Linked DNA regions of Homo sapiens: region 2 is linked to region 1. A link is an interaction called in ENCODE POLR2A ChIA-PET data of the cell type or tissue named here. Cell type or tissue: PC-3. All regions are shown on one strand. Links, peaks and the distances in the headings refer to the core of each region. The heading gives the core; the rest is flanking DNA.

The links. Peaks named below come from ENCODE experiments on the same cell type or tissue, not always from the same donor. Only the 100,000 strongest peaks of a DNase experiment are listed, where the experiment ranks them.
Region 2: POLR2A ChIA-PET joins it to region 1 with 8 read pairs; 9 of 35 experiments call an interaction of 5 or more read pairs at or near these places.

Annotation. Positions count from the first base shown.
Region 1 is chr7:7,955,022-7,959,427 of GRCh38, reverse strand. It overlaps GLCCI1-DT (GLCCI1 divergent transcript), which reads left to right. Exons shown (of 5, transcript NR_110018.1): 2 at 810-908; 3 at 3,412-3,567. Among named protein-coding and RNA genes, the nearest start is that of GLCCI1-DT, 12 kb to the left of the region's middle. In PC-3, for the core only: no CTCF peak of the experiment used is centred there; a DNase peak (open chromatin) is centred at 2,387; H3K4me3 peaks cover 1,353 bases; H3K27ac peaks cover 2,512 bases.
Region 2 is chr7:8,008,221-8,012,626 of GRCh38, reverse strand. All of the region lies in intron 2 of GLCCI1 (glucocorticoid induced 1), which reads right to left. Among named protein-coding and RNA genes, the nearest start is that of GLCCI1, 42 kb to the right of the region's middle. In PC-3, for the core only: no CTCF peak of the experiment used is centred there; no DNase peak of the experiment used is centred there.

The DNA of each region.
Region 1 (4,406 bases), core at 331-4,330:
TCAGGAGAATCACTTGAACCCGGGAGGCGGAGATTGTGGTTAGCCAAGATCACACCATTGGACTCTGTCTCAAAAAAAAAGAAAAAAGAAAAGAGAAAATATTCCTATCGATATACCCATAAGCCAAAGAAGCCGAAGGAGAAAAACATCAAGAAGCGTTTGAATGGGGAGGAAGATTAATAGATTTAGTTTCCATTAGCATTAAAGGATTTGATCAAGAGCACAACATTGACAAAAAGGCACAATGTTTCCCCTTCTACTACAGGAAGGAAGGAGGATAAGAGGTCAAAAGTAAGACAGAGTTTTGGATCGAGCAAAGGGAGGTTGAGTGTGGCCACTTCAGAAGGTAGCAAAGTCATCTACAAACCAATTGTCAAGGAGAAGATCAGAATCTCTTGAAAGACTTTTCTGAACCATACTTCCAACCCTTCATTCCATCCCTTACCTCCCTGCCCAAGACTTGTTTTCCACTACCACCATAGCAGACACTCACTGCTACAAAAGGCCACAGTGGCTGATGAAGTGTGCCTTACTTCTTAGATGGCGCTATGGTTTGAATGTTTGTCCTTTCCAAAACTCACGTTGAACTTTTTTTTCTTTCTTTCTGCCCCCACCCCCTCATGTTGAAATTTAATTGTCATTGTAATAGTATTAAGAGGTGGCACCTTTAAGTGGTGATTAGGTAATGAGGACTCTGCCCTTATGAATGGATTATTGGCATTATCATGGGAGTGGGTTCACTATTGCAGGTGGGGGTTCACCCCCCTTATTCATTCTCTCTCTCTCTCTCTTTCTTTTTGCTCTTCCAGCATGTGACACCTTCTGCCATGAGATGATGCTACAAGAAGAACCTCACCGACTGCTGGCACCTTGATACTGGACTTCACAGCCTCCAGAATTGTGAGCCAGTAAGTTTCTGTTCATTATAAATTACCCAGTCTGTGGTATCATTATAAATTACCCAGCCCATGGTATTCTGTTACAGCAGCACAAAACAAATTAATACAGGTAGGGTGGAGTAGAAAACAGTGCAATCAGTGGAGAGCAAGATAGTCAGAAGTGAATATAGGGTTGAAGAGCTCTGGCATCATGAGGAATACGAAAAGGAAACAAAACTGTATTTTCCACATGTGTCAGATCATCAGGCATATCTGGGTCCCTTGCTAAAAACACAGATTTCAGTCCCCTTTCCTGGAGAGTCTAATTCAGCTGGTCTGCTGGTGGGAGGGTTAGGACTGTATAATTTTTAACAAGTTCCTCAGGTGATCTTTATGATCAGGCAAATTTGCGCAACAGTAGATATGAAATAAATGAAAGTTTACCAAGTATAATTTCAGGCCCAAAATATTATCTCCATTTTCAGCCAAATACATAGAAACATTGATACCTGACATCAATTCATGGAAATTACCAAAAGAAAACACCTTTTAAAATTCTACCTGTAGAATTTTTTTTAAAAAATCTAAGAGGTCTACTCATTTTACATGATTGGTATCTAATTCTATGGTTCCAAATAATCTACAGTGGTGTTTAAATATATAAGACTAGGTTATAGATTTTTTTTATTATAGCAAATTTCATTGAGGAAAAGGGAAATGGACCTGACTAGCTAACAGTTATTATGTATAATATAATAATGAGTCAGATATTTTAAAGCCTGTTCTGCTTCTGGTTTGCTTAGCTCCCAGATTAATAAACTAACATAGTAAAATATAAGAATGCAACTTGATCTTATCCATTCCTAACATATTTAAACAAAATCTTGAGCACACTAGCAGTACAGCAGCTGAGAATAGATACGGGTCCTTGAAAAATTTATTTCCATTTCCTCCTAGAAAAAGTGATTTGTATTGATACACAATAGTCGCAGCCCAAACTGCTTTCTGGGAACACAAAGCCCCTCTAATTTGTACCAGTTTTTCTCCATTCTAGTTGATCCTGACCATCAGGTATAAATTAGTGCTAAATCAATATTAGCCGATACTTCCCCAGGTGTGGGAAGTGAGGAAACCTGATCACATGAACAAACACAACCCTTCCTGGCTACATTTAAAATAAGGTGGTTATTATTATACCATGCGGGAAAAAGAATTTTTTTGTTGTTTGTTTTTTAATCAATCTTATGCCATCTCAATTTGTATTAACTTGATATAGTGATATCAGTCATCAGTTAGAATCCATTTTTAGTTATAGATTCCCTATCAACCTTCACACTTTTTTTCATTCTTTCATGGGGCCTCCTCTTCCCCTTCCAACTTCTTCTCACCCCCAGCCATGCCATGTATCTTGCCCCACACCCTTTTTCATTTCTAGCACTACTTACTTAAGTGGTTGAGTGGAGGAGCCCAGGGGAGCAGGTTTACATACCTGCTTTAATTGCTCACCTTGGGCGGAGCAGTGTCCTAAATAAACTTTAGTTTTGCCACAGCATCATTACTCAACAAAGTATTTTCACAAGTGTCACTTAATAATACAAAAATAAATAAGGCACTTAAACTTGTTATTGAGGAAAGAAGCTTTAGCTGCCCACTTTCCGTACTCAGGGTCCAATCTTGCTTCACTTGTTCTTAGAAAACTCTTCAGGAGTTTTCTTTAAAGAAAATCAGTTAGAGCATAAGTGCTGTGAGCCAGGTCTAAGTAGCTTTACCCTTGAAAGGATTAGTTCCTTTGTTAATTATCAATAACAAGGAATTTTGTCATTTTTCTCAATACCTTCCAGTCGTAACTATTCATAGTGTAACTATGTACTCAATGGTTTCATAAATATCAAAACATATATGTGTAGTACTTAGTCACAGATGGGAAGAGAAACAAATGTTCCAAATTCCAAGGAAATGATGTGACTCTGCATGATTTTTTCCCAATTTCCTGGGTTTTATAGAAACTTCACAGAACTTTTAAAAGCGCTTTCAGATCTATGACTTTTTTGTATCACCACAACAATTCTGTGACGTTAGAACATGTATGCTGTCTCCATTTGACAGATGGGGAAATGGAGGCCCACAACCTTGGCTGGGGTCACAGATAGCACATGAGAGACTAGAAGTAGAAGCCAGGTCTTCTGATTCCTTCACTATAAAAATTGGGTGACTTTTTTCCCCAGTGTTTTTTCTTCACTATAAAAATTCCCTCTGTAGCAAGAGCCAGGGATGTAATTGAGAGGCATGGTTCTTTTCCACGTTGGTCTCTGAAAGACCTGTGAGCTAATAGTATATGCAAGAGAGGACACTTACTGGCTAAGAGATTGATTACCTACATTCAAGGCAACCCGATGATGCACCCTGATAAGAGAAGGGCCTGTCTAAAGGTCCTAATTTGTTTTAAATATCCAGAGTTCCTGATAGGAAGGCAGGGTGTGGTAATTATATATCTAACTTTTGGCTAATTGTCTCCATATCCTCACCTTCACAGATGTCTTTCAAACATTGATAATTACAGCTTTCAGACCCAAAGCCTACAAATTCATAATCCATACAGATGACATACTAAAATCTACTCAAACTTGTAAGTCTGAAGACAATTTCAGCACTATTGGACTTACATTAGGAGAAAACTGCTTAAAAAGAGGTACCCTTTATTTCTATGTCATAGCTATACTTTACCACATAGATGTGTCATGGTTTCACCTTGATCTAGGGAAGTGCACATAAATTCATTTGCCTCTAAATGTAATCAAAATTAACAAAACAAGTAACAAAAAAGAAAGAGTGTATGGATAACACCATAGAAGTAAAACTGACTCAAATTAATGAAAGCAACTTGAAACAATGAAGGAGCTGCTTCTAAGTAAGATAAAGAATCAGAACCAAGAAATAAGTACAGCACAGAAAAGCAGTCATCCTTGTCATGATGGCCTACAAGTACAACCCGAGTTATTTACTTATATCATAGAACTTACATCATAAGTTCTTTTTAAGAATTCAAGCCAAGCATTGTGGCTCACACCTGTAATCCCAACAACTTGGGAGGCTGAGGCAGGAGGGATCGCTTGAGACAAGAAGTTTGAGACCAGCCTGGGCAACATATTAAGATCCTGTGTCTAAAAAAATAATTTAAAAATCTGCCAAGCATGGTGGTGCATGGCTATAGTCCCAGCTATTTGGGAGCCTGAGGCAGAATGATCACTTGAGTCCAGGAGTTTGAGGCTGCAATGAGCTATGATAGTGCCACTGCACTCCAGCCTGAGTGAGATCCCATGTCTGCAAAAAAACAAAATGAAAAGAAAGAAAGAAAGAAAGAAAGAAAGAAAGAAAGAAAGAAAGAAAGAAAGAAAGAAAAGAAAGAAAGAAAAAGAGAAGTTAAGAGAGAAAGAAAGAAATTAAAATAAGAATCCAGCAAGTTCTTGCTATAGTGGCATCAACATAACAATAAATAAGGTGTACTCTTACAACTTACACCACAATCTC
Region 2 (4,406 bases), core at 86-4,085, 53 kb before region 1:
AAAAAATACAAAAAATTAGCCGGGCATGGTGGCAGGCGCCTGTAGTCCCAGCTACTCGGGAGGCTGAGGCAGGAGAATGGCATGAACCCAGGAGGTGGAGCTTGCAGTGAGCCGAGATCACACCACTGCACTCCAGCCTGGGTGACAGAGCAAGACTCCATCTCAAAAAAAAAAAAAAAAAAAAAAAAAAAAAAGAATAAAAAGGCAACCCACAGAATGGGAGAAAATATTTGCAAACCATGTATCTGATAAGAGATTTATATCCAGTATATATAAAGAACTCCTAAAACTCAACAACAAAAAACCCAATTCAAAAATAGACAAAGGACTTGAATAGACATTTCTCCAAAAAAGAAATACAGATGGCCAAAAAGCAGATGAAGTGATGCTCAGCATCATTAATCATTTAGGAAATACAAATCGAAAATCAAAGTAAGATACCAGGTTGACTATTATGTTTTAAAAAAGGAAAAAAGAAAATATTGGCAAAGATGTAGAAAAACTGGACCCCTGGCTGGGCACGGTGACTCATGCCTGTAATCCTAGCACTTTGGAAGGCCGAGGCAAGCGGATCACAAGGTCGAGAGATTGAGACCATCCTGGCTAACACAGTGAAACCCCGTCTCTACTAAAAATACAAAAAATTAGCTGGGCGTGGTGGCGTGTGCCTGCAGTGCCAGCTGCTGGGGAGGCTGAGGCAGGAGAATGGCGTGAACCCGGGAGGCAGAGCTTGCAGTGAGCCAAGATAGTGCCACTGCATTCCTGCCTGGGCGACACAGCGAGACTCCATCTCAAAAAACAAACAAAAAAACAAAAAACAACAACAACAACAACAAGAAAAAACAACTGGACCCCTGTGCGTTGCTAATGTGAGTATAAAATACTACAGCCATAGTGGAAGACAGTACATCAGTTCATCAAAAATTTAAACACAGAATTACCCTATGATCTAGCAGTTCTACTTCTGGAAATATATACAAAAGAACTGAAAGCCGAGACTCGAAAAGATACCCACACACTAATGTTGCTAGCAGCATTATTTGCAACTGTCAAAAAGCAGAAACAACCTAAATGTCCACCCATAGACGAATGGATAAAGAAAATGTGGTATGTATATCTAATGGAATATTATTCTGCTTTAAAAAGGAAGGAAATTTTGACACACAGCTACAATGTCAAATCCTGAAATCATTATACTAAGTAAAATAAACCAGACAAAAAAGGAAAATACTGTATGATTTTCTTATATGAGGTTCCTAGAGTATATTCACAGAGACAGAAAATAGAATGATGGCTACCAGAGGCTGGCGTGTGGTGGGGAGGATGGAGAGCTAGTATTTAATAAACACAGAGTTTCAGCTGGAAAAAGTAAAAAAGTATTAGACATGGATGGAGATAATGGTTGTACAATAATGTGAATGCACTTAATGCTATGGAACTGTACATTTAAAAAATGGTTAATTCATTTTCACTCATGGTAAATTTCATTATTTTTTTTTGTGTGGGAGGAGACAGAGTCTCACTCTGTTGCCCAGGCTGGAATGTAGTCACATGATCTCGGCTCACTGCAACCTCCACCTCCCGGGTTCAAGCGATTCTCTTGCCTCAGCCTCCTGAGTAGCTGAGATTACAAGCACAGGCTACCATGCCTCCCTAGCATGTTATATATATTTTACCACAACTTAAAAAATAGAAAAAAAAAATGAGGTAGGGATTTATATGTTATAAGGAGAGATGCCCATGATCCATCAAATGGAAAAAGCAAGTCAGTAATATGATATAAAGTATGATTCCATCTCTGTGTGTATATGTCTAAACAATATATTTCTATAGGTACAGAAAATTTCTCAAAATATGTGTCCCCCAAAAACCTGTTAATAATACTTTTTTTAAGTAGTAGGCCTAGGGAGTTAGTGGCTACTATTCATGTCCTTCTATATTATGGATTATTTTGCCATCAAATATATGATGGATTATTTTACCATCAAAAAGCATTATTTTTAAAACAAAATCAGATAAAACCCAAAAATACATAACCTGAAATATTTACTTCTTTTAATTTAGCTGAATTAAAAACATTCTGGGATAATTATAGAATGTCTATAAATATATCACTAAGCATCCCTGCAAGAACTGAGAAGCACAGAGATTTTATAAGATATTATGACAGGATGCTGACCTTGGCAGGGAGCAGATTCCTAAAGTGGAAATTCGATGTTTAGGCAAGTGACTTTTTTCTTTTACAAGTTATATATAAAAAGCATTAAATCCATCATTTTATTAGAATATAAATCTAATCAAAAGCATTTTAAATCCTCATTTAAAAAGAAGAAAGAAGCAAGAAGGCAGTGGTGGTTTCTCTTGTTAAGACTGAATACATTCACTTGCAGAAAGCTTGTTAATGAAAATTAGCTCTGTAGATTAACACCATCATGTCTTCTAGTTTAATAGACATTTCAAAAGAGGTGACATTTTGAGACTGAGGTAGCCTGTTCCAGGGGCTGTTTTGGATGGACTACTCATACAAAGAAAATCGCATCTAACTGTATCAGAAAAAGTTTAAGGCCTATAAAACTCAAATAAAGGTATAACAGGAAAATAAACCATTAAAGATACAATTTTTAAATGTTTAAATAAGATTAAGAAAACAAGTTAATTAAGCAAATGGCAAAACTCTAAGAAAAAAAAAAACCACTTCCAGTGCTCAGGTTTTTTTTTTTCATTCTATTTTGATACTGATTTTACGTCCACACTGAATCTTTTGAAAAGCTTTTAATTAATAAAAATAACATACTATGCTCTGAAAGGCCTACAAAAATTTGTTTAAAAGGGTTATACTTTGCATATTAGTAAAGACTAGATTATAGGATAGTAACTACACAATCTCCAAATCCAAATGACTTAAAACTGCAAAAGTTAATTTCTTGCTCATACTACATGTATGGGTCATTAAGAAGGCTATGCTTGTCACTGTCAGTGACCCAGATGGACAGAGTAGGAATGAACAGTTACTTCCCTGTCAGAGAGAATGCACCAGTTCTTTAAAGCATCTTCCCAAATCAAGTCTCATGGCCACACTTAACTTCAAGTGGGCAGAGAAGTAGAATCCTATCATGTGCCCAGGAGAGAGAATGCCAATATTTATGAATAGCTCTAATCATTACTATACCTGGGAAGTTGTAGGAAATACCTCTGATTATTGCTGTATATATTATTTTTATTACTTGACCACTTTACAAAGAATATATATTACTTTCGCATTTAAAAACACATTCAAACACAGAATTTAAAATTTGTCCAGAGACTACACCTCAGACTATGGGGTGAAGACTGAGGAAACATTACTGTTTTATTATAGTAACCTTAATTGCAAGTTCAATTTTAAGAGTTGGTAATACATTTTTTGTTTTAAAAAGGTTGTATCTGCAAGGCTACAGTAATAAAATATTAAATTTCACAAATGGATTTTAGTTTTTCTTTCTACAAGGCTAAACAGATGACTCTAAATAACCAGCAGTGATCCATTTCTTCAGAGGCCTTAAAAATGTAAAGCTGTATCTTATAATCCTCAGAATAAACGTGTGAATGTGCAAATCGGGTATTACTAACTTCAATTTACAGAAAAGAAAGCTTAAGACTGGGTCACAAAGCAGTTAAGTCAGTGGGTCATGAATTTTTTTTTAACATTTTACTAATAAAAATTTCAAACAGAACAGTTAAAAAAAAAACTGTTCAGTGAAGGCCCATAAAGCCAATACTGAGCTTCTCTAAATAACATTTTGCTCTATTTACTCCACCAGCTATCTATCTAGGTATCCACCCATCAATTCATCTTATTTTTTATTCATTTCAAAGTTGCAGACAGCAGTATACTTCATCTCTAAACATCTGAGTTCAGTATTTGTTTTCTGTTCATATTCTGTATTTTTAAAGTTAAAGTTATACAGCAAAATGCACAAGTGTACACTTGGGTAAGTTCCGATAAATGAATTCGCCAACATAACCCAAACTTCTATTAAGACATATAACACTGGCCAGGCATGGTGGCTCATGCCTGTAATCCCAACACTCTGGGAGGTCAAGTCTAGTGGATCACTTGAGGCAAGGAGTTCAAGACCAGCCTCTCTACTGGTGAAACTCCACCTCTACTAAAAATACAAAAATTAGCTGGACGTGATGGCAGGGGCCTGTAGTCCCAGCTAATTCCCAGCTACTTGGGAGGCTGAGGCATGAGAATTGCTTGAATCTGAGGGGCAGAGGTTGAAGTGAGCCAAGATCACATCACCGCACTCCAGCCTGGGCAACAGAACAAGACCCTGTCTCAAAAAAAAAAAAAAAAGATATACAACATTTAACTTACAGAAATAGAGAGTAGAATAGTGGTTATCAGAGGCTAGGAGTCCTTG